Regions from separate parts of the Homo sapiens genome. Here region 1 is linked to region 2. The links are chromatin loops, found by intact Hi-C in ENCODE. Cell type or tissue: endothelial cell of umbilical vein. All regions are shown on one strand.

Region 1 (8,000 bases), 180 kb before region 2:
CCCATCTCCATTTCAACCAAAAAAGCTCCATTTTCATCTATTTTACACACCAGTCTTCTTCGTAGCTGGTGGAGAAAACAAAAGCTGTATAGCTAGAAAACACAAATAAGGGCTCTAGACTATTATTACTAAGAACCCAGATAATTGAAAAAGTATCCTAAGTATTTTCAGATACACTAAAGGGGAAAAATTTTAAACTCCTGTTTTGTTTTGTTTTTTTGAGTTTTATCATCAGTTTTCACACATTGCTAAATACTGGTTTGTGGGTAAATTTCTACTAAAATAAAGATTCCAAAGACAGCTTATTTTAAAAGTTTGGGAATGAGGTGTGTAGGGAGTTGAGACTGAATGCACATCTCATTATGTTAGTTCACATTACCAAGAAATGCTATCCCAACTTTCAGATTCACATAAATCCAGAAATTGCCAGATAGGACTTTTAAAATCCAAAGTGCATTAAATGTGTTCTAGATTCTATATTAAAAACTTCCTCAGATAAAAGCCATTTACTTTCCCACTGTGGTTTTGGAAATAAAGTTACCATTTGAGCATCTCTAATGACCTGGCCAACTTAAATATATTATCTCTAATACCTCACAAAAACATCAAAGGATAAGGTGTTTTTACTCCCATTTTATAGAAGAGAAAGCAGCTGCAGGGGTTAAGACGTGTTCAATATTACATAGTGAATACATGAAGAAACCAGGACTTGGGCCCGTGATCTTTTTATTAAAACACTTTCAGAAGCAAAATAAACTTAATCCATAACATTTTTCTCTTCTAATCATATCTAAATATGATTCCTGCTTTTATTATCCATAACTTCACATCTAGTTGCATTTTACAATGAAAAACTTAGCTATCAATATATACAATCAAAAAGGTAACCAAAAAGAGAAAAAGGAAATCTAAAATTTAAATCAATGCTAATGAATGACAAACACTTTAGTCATTGTGTAACTCCCTTGGTTTGAATTTAAATAATGTCATGTATAACGACTGGGTTTCACAATTCAGGAATAAATAGAAGTCAAATTTTAGGCAGCCCACTCAGATTCTAATTAAATAGAAAAAACAAGTACAAAGGAACTAAATTATTTTTAAAAAATACTCCTATCAGAGTTCAACTTCAAAAAGATATTTCATGAACAGACAGTACAGCCTGTAAGATTCCATCTTTCTCAAATTACTCTGATGAACGTCTGATAAAACTTGAGATTTACCAAGGGATAAAAAGAAGAAGCAGCCAATAATTCTAAATGAAAACTCAGAATGGTCTTTTGTTCTCTTTGTTTAAAGTAAAGCCACTAGTGAAAAACAAGAATGTCTACTTAGGAAAAAGGGGTCTCTTGTTTGAACAAAAATTAAATTTAAATGTCCTGTTTCTTACCTGAACATTTGAAATCATCTACATCTGTCTAATGTTCACTAAAAGACTATAGAGGGCACTGTTGCATCAGCTTTGAAGCTTTACAATAGAGGCTGAGAAAAAGAAAACTGTCTATAACATGTAATTTCTCTAAAGGGTCAAATGCATGGAAATCTACTAAGCCTGATATAAAGGGGAAAGAACTAAAATGTATGTTTTTCTAAAACAGGCTGGACTTCAATGGGGGAAAAAACTTAACAAAAACAACTGTCAAATAGAGAAGACTGCACTGCACACATTTTGCATTTCCCTTTGTAGTGCTTTCATGAGAAAGGTAAGTAATCATAGCACCTCCTTATCCATTGGAAACAGCACCCCACTGCAGAATCCTCTTTACAATCAATAGGCAACTGAATGTGGCACCTCATGCAATTCTTCCATAATTCTATCAACAGAAAGAATGCAGTCTGTTTGCATACTTTTGTCTAAAAGACCAATTCCATTTGTCCCTTCTTGGATAAAATGACAGCTACAGATCAATCACTCTCACGTGAAAGTAAACATGCTACAAAAAAAAACAAAAAAAAAACAAAAGAAGAAGAATCAAAACTGAAATCCTCGCCTATTTTAAGCATAATTTTATTACACATAAAAACTCAAAGTAAAATAGAAAAAGCAAGTTTTTCCTCATAGACATGCATTTTGTGCTATTATACAACAGTATCAGGATGTAAAATAAATAAGTTACATCAAACAATAGTCATGAATCTTACCTTTACATATGGACAGCACTTAATTAAGTTCCATATATTTTCTATTCTCTCACATAATTCCTGTTACAATTCTTTGAAATTAAATCCAATTAAGTACAGTGTCAAAGGTACTTTCAGTACATATATACAATAAGACTAGCATACACAGCATAAAGCTTCTTATAATACTACCATTTAATTTTTTTCCACTAAAAATAATGCAAAAGTAAAAGGGAGTTAAATTATCTCATTTTGGTAATTTGAAAATAATATCCTGAATTGCTGAACCTCTGTAGAAACATGGACATTAGCTGTGAGAATTATAATATGATCAAACCAAGTAGAATATGTACAATGAAAAAAAAATCCTCCATTAATGTATATCTAATCATACCACCATATCACATATTGGATAAATCCACATTAATACAGGTACCATAATAAAACTAAGGCCTCTAATAAAGGAACCCAAATTCCCTGGAAAAACAGTATACAACTCATTTTGTCACTCTCAAAATTCCAGAGAGATTAGCACCTTCTCTGAAATCAAAGTGCAGAACTGTGAAAGTGTTACAAATTCTCCAGTAATATGTCAACCTACTCATAAATCAAAAGGAGGGGAAGGGGCTTTAGATGGTATGTAGATTTCATTTTATTACAAAAGCTCCAGTTTAACAAGTTATTTTCAGCCAATAAAAGTCAAAAAGTAAAGCAATGCTAAAGTGGCTAGTACTGACTCTGAGGCTTTACTTTTTAACTGAAATGCTACTTGAGTATTGCTCCCTTAAATTATTAATTTATGGGTTTTGCTTAGTTTCCTCCTAAGGCAAGGCAGTTCTAGTCACAGGTACATTGAATGCATGTAAATAAACAGAAAGCTTTTATAATGGTCCTGTAATTCACTAAACATAATAAACAACCTTTTTTAATGAATGTTGAATGTACAATCCTATGAACCAACTTTATATAAATAGACTATATCATCTAAAGAATCTGTAAGATCCTCTAGGAAGTAAATGAACAAATTCAGAAAAATTAAACATAGGCTGATTGCTTTTCATTGATCTAACAAAATTAATGCTTACAACAGAATCAAAGTGCTGATAGGACTATGAAGAGTTGTGTTCAATTTTGAAGAAATCTAAGAGAAAGTGTCATGAACTGTGAGAAAATGTATTTGCAATATTGCTTTTCATCTACCACAGGATGACTACAAAAAAAATCAGGCAATGTATTTTTAATATGCAGGATATTTAACTAGATATTTTAGTTTACTATTGAAGAAGAGCAGCATATTAAAATCAATTTTAGTCAACTTTAATTTATGCAAAGCTTGATTGTGAGCAATAGCTGCTAAAAGGATGCAACATTGTTGATTCATATACAAGCATTTTACTTAACTACATTGGATAATAGCAGTGCTCCTAAAGGAGTATAAAAAGCAAAGTGATTAGCAGTCATTAATGTTAATTAGTGTTCACATTACATTCCTTGGGATGAATCTCCTTTAAGTTGAATACATGGAAAGTTCATTTTTGAAGGTTTGCCAAATCTTGCCTAGGTAAGTACTAAACTAAGCCGTCAACTACCAGCAAGCAGAATGAAAAACAGGGACAGATCAGCATCCAATTAGTATGTCTAAGTTTTTAAACAGGAAAAGGGTTGAGGGGAATCAGTAAAACTGGAAACTCATACTTCACATTTTGCAATCTCACTGATAAAAGGAGGAAATGTGTGTTTATCAAACTTGCTGTGAGTGCACAGTTCATTTGGAGTCCTGTAAACAATCGCCTGGCTGCCCACTTTCAAATGCATGTGAAAATCTTGGAGATTCAGAGCATCATATTCAGCAAGCAAGGTCATTCTAGTGATGCCCTGGAAATGGGAAATTAGGAAAACGTGGCAATCAGAGGTTTAGGATTGACCAGAAAAAGCCCTGAGGCTGGATTACCATCTTTCACCACCAGTCAGGCTGTCTCTGCTTATTCAGTATTAATACAACAGGACTGCAAGTGAATGAAAATAACTCAATGCACCTAACTGGGACACTGGCTTTCTTGTTTAGAAAACAACAGACATTTGTCACAGCAAAAAAATTAAGTAAAATAAAATAAAATAATAAAATCTCTCACATACAAGCTTTCAAGAACCAACCCTGAAAGAAAAACAGGCTCCTCATGAACCTTCAAAAAGGACCTGGGGAATGGCTGACATCCTGTTGATTTGATAATCAATAGGAAAGATTTCCTTTCCCCCAATACCATTCAGTGCATTTTTAAGTAGATGCCAAATCTTCAACAAGGAAGCTTCAAAAGCAATATATCCTCATTAGAGAAAAACACCGAAAAATTAAATGTGCAAAAATTATACTCTTAATTCTGCCCACAGACTTAAAATATATCCTACAGATAATTTTTCTATGCATGTACTTACACAAATGCATTGTAGAAAAATGTTATTATACCATACAGAGCATTCCCTAATCTGTTTCCTTCTCTTAAAAATATATACAGATGTATTTCTGCAAGTTCATTTTTAATGCTATACAGCATCCCACTGTATAGATATGTCATAATTTACATTGCCAATGATTTCTAAATTTTCAAGTATATTTTAAATTATTTCCTTAGTTATAAATTCCCCAAAGTGGAATTGCTTATTACAGGAGTGTATTTTTTTGTGTTTGATGAGTTTTGCCAAATTACCGTCCAGAAATATTGAACCAATTTACAGGGCTGCTAGCAGTACATAAGGGTATCTGTTTCTTCAAAACCATTATTATTTCTTATTTCTGTCAAAGTGTAGCTGCATTTTTGAGTTAGTGAAGTTACACATTCTTTTTTTTTTTTTTTTTTTGGTCATTTGAATGTACTTCTCTGTGAAATGCCTGTTCATATCCTTAGCCCATTATCTCTATTTGGAGACATGCTTTTTATAATAATATCCAAAAATTAGTGAGGAATTCCCCATTGAATACTAATCCCACCAATAAGAGATTATTTTAAAGAAGAGATGTTAACTGTATGAACATTAAAAGATCCTATTAAGGTTGGTAGCTTTACATGAACCTATTTTATAACATTATATTATAGAACAAGACTTCCCAACTTATCCAAAAAGAAAAAGAAAAATTAAAAACTGAACTGGGATTGCAAATATATCTCTGAAGCTACCTTTGCTTTCCATAAATGGAAAAACTTATGATACTAAGCTGGCATCATCAGCAATGTTCTGTTGTTCTTTTTACTGTTCTGTTATTCCAAGGAACAATTATAAGCATACTAAAATTGGAATTGCTTTATTAGCTACTATGATAAGTCAAGAAAGGAGACTGTAACTATGGATGACAGACAAGTTCCTCATGCTATTATCTTGAATCAAGAATTTAATTAAAATGTGTCACTTTTGAGAAAAGCACTAAGTGTAAGACAAAAATGAAAAATGTCCCCCTCCACCCATCCAAATCAATTCAATTTAGGGCCTCTTCTCACAGAACCATGAAAGTTGCCAATACCCAAATTACTAATTCCTAATACATCTTCAGAAACAGGCTTAGATTAAAATGCAATTTCAAACCACAGATCGTGGTTTTTTTTTTCTTTTTCAAACAAACCAGTTTAAAAACTTGCAAAGCTATTACCTAAAACAGTGCTTCTCAAACTGTGTTATAAACCACTTTTTTTTTTTACATTTCCAACCCTTCAAAGATAGAAACTTGTAAAATACAACAAAATGAATTAAAAGATTAACATTTTTAAAAGATACAAAATACAAGGTCAAATTTTTATTATTAGATTCAAAAGAAACAAAATTACTCTTTCATATTACTATAAAAGTTTCTAAATGCTTATTTTGAATTTCTCTATATATCTTGTCTTGAACAAAACACTTCATGGACTAGCACCAGGCTAATCCCTAGACCACACTTTGAGTAGTAATTATTTAAAATTATTCTGAGAGCTCTGAAACAAGATCAGACACAGACAGATCACTTTGATCCCTGACTTAATAACCCTAACCCCTTATCAAACCATATGCCTTCCCCTCCGCCTCATTGTCAATTTACACATACCTTATTGGTTTATGTATGCACTATATATGTACTGTAATATAGTAATATCTGCATGAATTAACACAAATGCAATTCTGGGAGGCAGCAGAACATAGTGATTAAAAGTACATGTTCTACCACTTTTTAGCTGTGTAACCTTGGATGAGTTACTTAACCTCTCTGTATCTCAGTTTACTTATCTGCAAAGGGTTGATGTAAGGATAAAATTAGAATATATGTGTATAGAGCTTATAGCAGTTATCTAGAAGATAGTGCTACATAAATTGCAATTATAATTACAATAAGTCACAGAAAACTGAAAGAAAATCACATGGCTCTGGGTTTTCCAGCAATCAATATAAAGAGGAAACTTTAAGTTGCATGATTTACAGCGTTCATGCAATAAAAACTATCAAATAGTTATGTTAAGGCTAAACTATTACAAATACTAAGTCCTGAGAGAAATTTCTCCCTTGGATTACCATAAAGTTGACTATTTGATATAAAAATCCTTCACATCATCTCTGGAGGAAATACACAACAAAAAAATTTGAATACTTCTTATGGACAGGGCACCATGATGAGCACTGAAGAGTATTCAAATTTGAAAAACATTCAGTTCCTACCCTCATGAGGTTATAAACTAACAGGGAGAATATATTACAAATGCAAATAATTACATAAAACAAGTCATAATAAGTACCCACAAAAGTAAATAATGCAATAGAAATTTTTAAAAACAAAAGCTACACTTGAGGAAATCAAGAGCAATGCCTTGATTACATCCCTATTCTTCTCTCCTTCAACATAAAATCCAAAGGCTATTTAGAACAAGCCATGTCCCCAAGCCTATTGTCCCATCCCTGGCCCCCATCACTTCTTACCTGAAATTTAAGATGCTTTATACTCCCTTCTCTTTTAGATCTTAATGTCTTCCTTGAGAAATGCACAGCATACTCGTCTGCTCTCAGGATCTACCTCATGTGACTCTTCACTCTTTGGAAGCCCCAGAAGACCCATCTGATCTCATAGCACATAGCATAGCATGTGTTACAAGCTCAGGGGACAACTAATTATTGAGTATTCATGAATACTCCCAGGCTACAAGGCTTTCTGAAAGTGATGGTTAAAATAGTAGCTGTTAAACTTTTGAAAAGAACATAGTAAGACTATGACAAAAATTGGCCACCCTGGGCAACATGATGAAACCTCACCTCTACAAAAAAAATACAAAAATTAGCCGGCCATGGTTGCATGCACCTGTAGTCCCAGATATGCAGGACGCTGAGGCAGGAAGATGAACTGAGCCTGGGAGTTCAAGGGTGCAGTGAGCCACGATAGCTCCACTGCACCCCAGCCTGGGTGACAGAATAAGACCCTATCTCAAAAAACATTTTTCCTCTCCCAGAAAAATTTACACCTACAAAACATTTGCATAAAATTTCATAGTTCAAGAATACCTCTCCCTTCCAGATTAATAAATCCTATCTTAAAGTAGTGCATTATCCTAGATGAAATCTACTAGTCTGATCCTTATTATAATGCTTTCTGTAATTACGTCCAGGATATATGACCACTGAAAATCAGAAGAACTTGGATAAGGGTTAAAGATGTCACAAGAAATGGCTATCAGGCCAATAAAAATGTTTTAAAGAGATAAATCATGAAAGGCTCAAAGGGAAGATCATGGGTTATTTATCAAATGATCATTGTTCTCCCTCCCTTCCCACCTCCCTGCAAAATTACTACCTAGGAAAGAATCCGTAAGAGAACTGGTCTTAAAATAGACCATGGGGCATTTCAATGGCTCCAAAACCAATCTTATAGT
Region 2 (8,000 bases):
GTTCATGTCCTGACTCAAAGAACTATGACTTACAAAGAGAGGAAAGTTTTGAAGTGAGAGCTTTTATCTGCGCTCTTAGACAAGAAAAGTCTTTTTCTTTGGAGTGTTGAGTAAGATGCTGGCAGGTCAGCCTCCAACTGCAGAATGGGAGAATATGATTCACTCTTAAATTTCTTTGCATGTTTTTGGAGTGAACATTTAAAGTACATTCTTTTCAGAAATGCATTCCCTCCATATGAACAGAAATTAGGAAGAAAAACAATGTTTTACCTTATTCTAAGAGACAAGTTAACAACAGCATCTTTGATGAATGCTCAGAATATCCCTAGCGTATTTGACCTTAAAATTTCTGGGATTTTCTGTAAGATAATATTGATCGAAGGGGACTATATGTTAAAATTTTAGCATTTCCCCGTAACACTTGTCATTTCCAGTTGAATATGTTCTCCAGAGGTGGAAGTTCTTGGAATAAGTTAAATTCAACCTAGCAACCAAACTATGTGACAGGGTCAGTGTGTTGTGTGGCGAGGGTAGGGGGAACTCTGTTTAGAGCCACTCGAAGTTTTCCAGTTTTCCCTAGCTTAACTGTTATCTTCATTTCTCTTCAGCTGTCTCTTGGGCTTTGATGTTCTATGTTATATTGCCTTTTGAGTACATACAGCAGGACCTGAAGTTCATGGTTAATATTAACAAGGTGAACACTCTGTTGGCAAGGCACTCCACAGTAAATTCCTCGAGTCCACAGAGACAAATGGCATTCAAAGGACAGTTCTGTAGATAGAAGGTCAGTTTCTGCTCAGCCACCTAATCAAGCATAGGAAATTATTCAGATCCTTGCTTATGTTCTTTAGGCCACAACTTGTAAGTAATTCGTGAGGTTCTTCATAACTTTTTCTCATTTATTTGTGGGAAAATTTCTGAAAGACAAGTAAAAAGCATATTTGTCTCTTTTCCATAGCAGTTAAAGAAATATTGTTGCTCATATTGTGGTTTTATCATTAGTAGAATAATCTATTATAAAATTCCACATTAGAGTGTAGTTTTTTAAATTTAGAAAATACTAGTTATATTTGTGTCTTTTATAACTGATGCAGTGCTTTGTGTACAATAGGTGCTCCGTACATTTTTTTAAAAAAACCTTAATAGTACATATTAAGTTTTCTCTGACAGTTTTCCTAGAAGGCTCTCAAAGTATTTTAACAAAACAGAATGTTACCAAAAACTCTATGAATAATAGATCAATAGTAACCCCATTTAACGGGGGAGGAAATTGAGATACAGTATGTCCAGATGATTTCAACAGGGCCATAATACAGAAAGAAACTAATAAATTCTAGATGTATTACATGATTTTTACCTAGAGCCACATATAGTTTGACTAATGTAGCCTCATCTGGCATGTCCATATGGATATGCGGGAAAGAAGAGGAGAGATAGGTGAAAGACATTGAGAAAAACCTAGAATAACTAATCTAATTTAATTATCTTCAGGAATTCAATCCAGATTTATATTTGGCAGCTACTACAAGATCTGTACCCCATTGCATTTTATAGGATATGCAAAAAAGGGTTAAAACATACTCTGGGCCTTCTGAAATTTAATAAACATTGTCTCCAGAAGCTGTCTTCAAATGTAAACCTAATTAGCCAAAGGAGGTAGTGAATTAATGTATCAGAACTGTCTAAATACTTACCATTTTATCAGCAGACACCAAGGTCCTAAGGTAAAAGGACTTGGAAAGATAAATAATGGTGGTGGAAAATGGTGAAGTCAAAAGCACTGGGCACTGTCCAGGAAAAAAGTGCTGAGGGTGGAGATGGGGGGGATGAAAGGGAGGATTCCTGGTCTGAAGAGGTAGCATGGGGATTCTGAGAACCTACCTTTGGAGAGGACACTGAAACAGAGCTCGGCTTCACAATGTAGCCTAGATTCGGTCCTGGGCAGTGTTATGATAATGATGGAGGATTGATGGGAGGACTGGTACCCAGGTATGGGAGGGGGAATGTGATGCTTCAGAGTCTCTGTGACCTTCTTGAAGAAACAGGAAATTAGTGATTCTTCAGAAAATAATCTGTTTGCAAGAACCAAAGTCTCTAAAAGTGTTATTCTTGACATGTTCACCTGACTACGGACAGTGTGTGTTGACTGACCAGTGGAAATTTTCAGTCTTCAAATAGATGTGCTCCTCTTTTCAAACCTGAACATGACATTAGCAAAATCAATTCTAACCATAGCCAGTCCATTCTCCAATCAGATTTACTTAGGAATCTCATTATAAAGCCAAACTTCTTTTGTAAATGTTTTATTTTAAATCATAGCACCATACTATTGTATAAGCAATAATTGTTTAACTGATTTTTTAAGCAAACTACCGTATTAAATATACAAATGTAAGAGTGTAAAGGCATGGAATAACAATATTATTTCAAGTTATATTTAAAGTGAGATTGCTCTGATAAGTCAATACACTAGGAGCTAGGCTGTATTGGAGACCCCGATGATTACTTCTTTATATTCAATTAGTGCATGTTTGAAAAGCTGCTAAGAGTAATCTGATTTTAGTTAACTGTTCTTAAATCTGGTTTGAACTTGGCCTGCTAGTCCTTTGACAGATCTGTGGGGTGAAAAGAATAATGGACTAGTTTGAACTTGCTCTTAATGCTTGGGTTTGGGTGGTTCTAGAATTAGACAGATGGCCAGATGGAATTAATGGGAAAATATTCAAGCCCAGGATGTGAGTTTTAATTGAAAAGCTTTGGTTTTCAGTAACAGAAAACAACTCAAGCTACTTAAGTAAATATTGAGAATTTATTATAGGAATATAGAGATATTGATGGGTACCTGAGGGCAGGAGTGTAGCTAGCCCTTAGAAAAGATTGAAATAGTCCTAGGAAAGTCAGGAAAGCCAGAAAGTACTCTTTCTCTAACTCTTTCTGCTTCTGGTACATATGGCTGGCATTCAGGTCTCTGAGGCACTTGATATACTTCCATTTATTTTATTTTATTTTATTTTTTGAGACAGAGTCTCACTCTACTACCCAGGCTGGAGTGCAGTGGTGCAATCATAGCTCACTGCAACCTGAAACTCCTGGGTTCAAGTGATCCTCCTGCCCCTGCCTCCCGAGTAGCTGAGACTACAGTTATCCACCGTGTCTGGCGGATTTTTTGATTGTAGAGGTGAGGGCTTACTATGTTGCCCAGGCTGGTCTCGTCTCAAACCCCTGAGCTATAAGTTTCCTCCTGCCTTGGCCTCCCAAAGTGCTAGGATTAGAGGTGTGAGCCACTGCACCCAGCCCCATACTTCCAACTGAATGTAAAAACTAATGGAACTCTCTTATCATTGAATTTCAAATTCCTAGGAGAAGTGGATGACCTTAAAGTGGATCAGCTTTTCATCCTTGATCTAATCACCTCTTTGCAGTGGAGTTGGGTAGGGTGAGTGGAGAAGTGAGGTAATGATATATCAGCCAGCTGGGGAGCTACTCCTATGAGCAATTCCAGAGAGATGAGTCAGTGAGTTGAGCAGACATCTGAGAGTAGTCCTATAGAGTTTGAAATGGGGCTCCCAGAGTTGGTGCAACAGAGTAGGAAACAACGAGAAGACAAGTTAAAAATAAAAATGAAAATGGCAGCAGAGATAAAAATTGATAAAATTTTGTATCAACAAGAATTGGAGTCAGCCACTCTTAAACTCCTGGGCACGAGTATTTATTTCCTCCCCTTTGCCGGCGTGGAAGAGGGCGCACTATGGGAATTTCACCTCCTCCCTAAGGCATTTCCTGACTAGTTGTTTCTCACTGATGCCCTTAAACTATAAACCTCTACGTTACTTGAAACTTGTACCTCACTGAGCTCTTGCTAGTATACTAGCTTTACTTTTTCTGGTGTTGTGTTATACAGATAAATGATAAAAATATGCATATACATATAGCTCTTTCAGCTTAGGCTTCATGTTTTTTTTTACTTTATAGCCCACCTGCTTCCAAGAGTATATGGGGCAGCAATTCATCTGAAGATTGGGCTACTCAAAGGCTATATATGCCTCTTTTTCACTCTTCAGCATCTATTATTATTTGCAAAATTAGAAAATTGTGCTGGATGAGCTCTCAAATGCCTTCTAGCCCGAACAGTCTCTGATCCCATGGTCTAAGATATAACCTATCCCAAGTAAATGTAAAACTTTGTGACAAATCACAACCACGGGGAGTTTGTGACAATTTTTAGCCTGCAGGTGTTGCTGTGGTGTAAGAAGAATTAGGAGATGGTAAGGAACCCATCAAACAATAGCGATAAAAAAGATGTTTTTAAGGATTCTGTTTACATCCCACAGGCAGGAGCAGGTTTCCCCTGCTCCAGCACCTCTCTGTGAAAGGACTGGGGTTGGTTTCCCGAACAGGGCAAAAAGCAGAGGGTGTGTGTTCTCGCCAGCTGGACCTCGATATCTGAAAGGATGTCCTGTTTACATTTGGCACCAGAGCTTAGTGATTGCACTGCCTGAGTGCCCAGAGAATGAGATAAAACTCAAAATAAATTTTCACACAAGTTTAAAAAATAACACTCTGCTGACCCTGTCATCATACCACCTGGGATTAGTTTACCAAAGGCCTGTGTTTCAAAAGAATGCTTACTAAGGAGGGTGAGGCCGTGGTATCCACGGAATGCATTTTTTTTTTTTTTTTGGTGGCTAGGAGGATTTTCTTCATCCTTTCTCTTTTTCTTCCCCTTATTTTTTCTTCCCCAACACCCATCTTTTTTTTTTTTTTTAACATAGAGAAAAGGGAGAGGCAGAAGCTTGGCTGAGAGCCAGACTCATTTCATGAAGTGACCTGTGTAGGTAACTGAACGCTACACCATATACTAAGCATTCAGTATAAAGAAAATTAAGCAAGTCTATTTTAAAGCCTGAAAAGTTTATTTTTTCTTTTTTTAATGAAATAATTTCATTTATGAGGAGGTGTAGGATGTGGTGGCGAGGATCCAGAACAAAGAAGAAAAAGGAATGGGAAACTGGAAAATAAAATTTGCAGGTGAAAAATCATCATGGGAGACAAAAACTCTTAAACACCAGAGTTTGTTAGTCTCGGCAGCTGGAGTGCTGTGAGAGTTGGACTACTGGTTCACTGCAGATTTTTGTTAAGCAAACATTCTCTTATGATGCCTACTCAAAGGCCTCTTGTCCTTTCTGACAGCTCGCCTCTCTGACCCCCTGAACTGGTTACAGTTAACACTAAATATTGCCATCTTTTATTGTTGGCTACCATTCTGCCTTAAATTCTTCCATGCATGAAATGTATAGGGAACTATATATACGGAGATGGCTTCAAGTGTATAAATTGTCTCCCCAATGAAATTGGAAGCTTCCTCAAGGCAAGTCACCACAGAATTCCATATTTTAGGCATTATGGTACCTACACAGAAATTAATCAAGGAAGACCAAAACAACCTAGAGGTTTCTAACTTTTAGTCTTCCCCCTCCCCCGAAAACGTGTACATTTTATGATTTCTTTGTTTATTCTACACTGCATGTACAAAACAAGCTTTGGATACCAAATTGTGTGTATTTCAGGATGCCAGCATTGCTTTTGCAATAAGTGGAACCAGAATTAGCAATTGAATAGCCAAGTAAATGAAGACCAGGTACTCAAAACCCACCATTTATCATGGGTTTGCAAGACAACTGCGTTTATTTCACTCTACATGTGAGAGAACATGCCTAGCAATCAGGTCAGCACTATGAACATTGCACTGTATTTATCTTTAGTCCCTAAACATTGTGTGTAATCAAGGAAGTGAGATGGAGTAATAAAAAACCATTATAGAGTTCTGAAAGCCCTCAATTTCATATTTACATCTTGGAACCAGCTCATTCTGACTTCATAACTCCTTAATTAGAGGCACAGTCGTTTTCTTTTCTGTAGGGCATTTTTTTCACCCTCACAATACAAGCATACATTTGGTAACTAATACCAGCAATTAGCCTCATCTGCTATGTAAATGAGTGTAATTGCAATTAAATACTTTAGTAGGCCCAAAGGGAAAACATGCAATCATTACAAAGTAGAAGAGCATGGTTAAGGGACATTTTGAAGTGTTAGCAGAAGTGCTTTTCCCTGTGGTGTCAGGAGCCTTTTCTATGGTGAATTATTTCACTGGGAGCCCTGGAACTTGACTTGCATTTCTTGTTCTATTTTCCTACAGAGTTCAGAAGAAAACTGCCCTTTTCAGCATTTCTAAGGGTTGATTGGTTTTGGTAACAATTGGTTTGGAGAATTGGTTTCTCTTCATTGTAGATCCAGGGCTTAAAAATGTTAGCTTTCAGCTGTGTTTGGTGTACAAGTTGGAGAAACAACGCTATTCGCCAAAAAGATATTTTTTAGTATCAATAATTGCTGATTAGTAGATCTTGAGGTAGAGAACTGTTGGAAGAACATAATACACATAAGAGAGAGAGATGCCCTACTAGGGAGTCAAGCAGTACTGGTACTGTTATCAGAAAGGGCTCTAGATCTAGACCCCAAGAGAGGGTTCTTGGATCTTGCACAAGAAAGAATTTGGGGTGAGTCCATAAAGTGAAAGCAAGTTTGTTAAGAAAGTAAAGGAATGAAAGAATGGCTACTCCATAGGCAGAACAGTAGCATGGGCTGCTGATTGCCTTTTTTTTTTTGGTTATTTCTTGATTATATGCTAAACAAGGGGTGCATTTTTCATGAGTTTTCTGGGAAGGGGATGGCAATTCCTGGAACTGAGGGTTCCTCCGCTTGTTATACCATATAGGGTAAATTCCTGATGTTGCCATGGCATTTGTAAACTGTCATGGTGCTGTTGGGAGTGTAGCAGTGAGGACGACCAGAGGTCACTCTCATTGCCATCTTGGTTATGGTAGGTTTTAGCCAGTGTCTTTACTGCAACCTGTTTTATCAGCAAGGTCTTTATGACCTGTACCTTGTGCTGACCTCCTATCTCATCCTGTGACTTAGAATGCCTAATCATCTAGGAATGCAGCCCCGTAGGTTTCAGCCTCATTTTCTCCAGCCCCTATTCAAGATGGAGCTGCTCTGGTGCTCTGGTTCAAACACCTCTGACAGTACTGGCCAGTGGCATATAGTGGCTTAGAGCTCAGACTTCGGAGCTAGCCCTCAATAGCTGCACGCACCTGGGCAAGTCATGTACCTATTTTCCCCATTTGTAAAATGGGGAGACATAGTATGTATCTCATAGTGTTGCCTTAAGGATGAATTTTGTTCATGCACATGAAGCATTGAGAATACAGTCTGGCAAAAAGTAAATACTTGATAAATGTATGTTGAAAGAGCTCTACACCTTTCATTTCTTCATGCAGATTTCCTCTCTGAATAATCCAAACTTCAAAGCAATGCACCTAAATGGAATCCTTTTGGTATCTAGGAAGCTTACTATAGATTATGCCATAAGACTTCTTCGAGGAGCATGATCCCAATGATATTCACTATTATAGACATACATTTACCTAGGGATAAGTCACATGGTAATGCAGGAACTTCTTACTGAGAATCCAGATAAAAACTGATTCGTTTTTATCAATGGATAGTGAATATGTAACAAATCATTTTTCTTTCTTTGCCTTGGCTGCTAGGAATCTCAGAGGTAAACTTGTAGCCAACATATCTCTAGTTATCTATACAGGACTCTAGTGCATTTGGGATAATATCACAGGCTTTTGTTTCTCCTTCCTTTCATAAACAACTATTTCCTTATTTGTAAAAATGCTGTGCTATATGCATCTTGTGAATCCCCTCAAATACTCTTATGTAACTGTGTCTCATTGAATGAGTCCCTTTGCCTCTTTGAGACAGAGTTCCTTCATCTGTAAAATGTAAAGTTAGGTCTGTGACCTTTACAATTTCTTCCAGCTTCATAAATAAGTTTTTGTTGTTGTTGGAAATGATAGCCTGGTTTAATGAAGGGAAGAGTTGTCAGAAAACAAATGATGCATAATCTCATTATCAGAGCCAAAGGATGT

Evidence for each region. A loop is a pair of places that touch in the nucleus more often than their neighbours do. Peaks named below come from ENCODE experiments on the same cell type or tissue, not always from the same donor. Only the 100,000 strongest peaks of a DNase experiment are listed, where the experiment ranks them.
Region 1: a loop joins it to region 2, with 6 times the contacts of the local background. A loop is called at or near these places in 8 of 110 quality-filtered maps.

Annotation. Positions count from the first base shown.
Region 1 is chr15:35,518,283-35,526,282 of GRCh38, forward strand. The region is part of intron 3 of DPH6 (diphthamine biosynthesis 6); the gene reads right to left. Among named protein-coding and RNA genes, the nearest start is that of DPH6, 24 kb to the right of the region's middle. In endothelial cell of umbilical vein, a CTCF peak has its summit at 1,431; DNase peaks (open chromatin) are centred at 1,489 and 3,899; H3K27ac peaks cover 287 bases.
Region 2 is chr15:35,693,416-35,701,415 of GRCh38, forward strand. All of the region lies in intron 1 of DPH6-DT (DPH6 divergent transcript), which reads left to right. Among named protein-coding and RNA genes, the nearest start is that of DPH6-DT, 150 kb to the left of the region's middle. In endothelial cell of umbilical vein, a CTCF peak has its summit at 4,195 (motif pointing right); DNase peaks (open chromatin) are centred at 3,616 and 4,446; H3K27ac peaks cover 2,391 bases.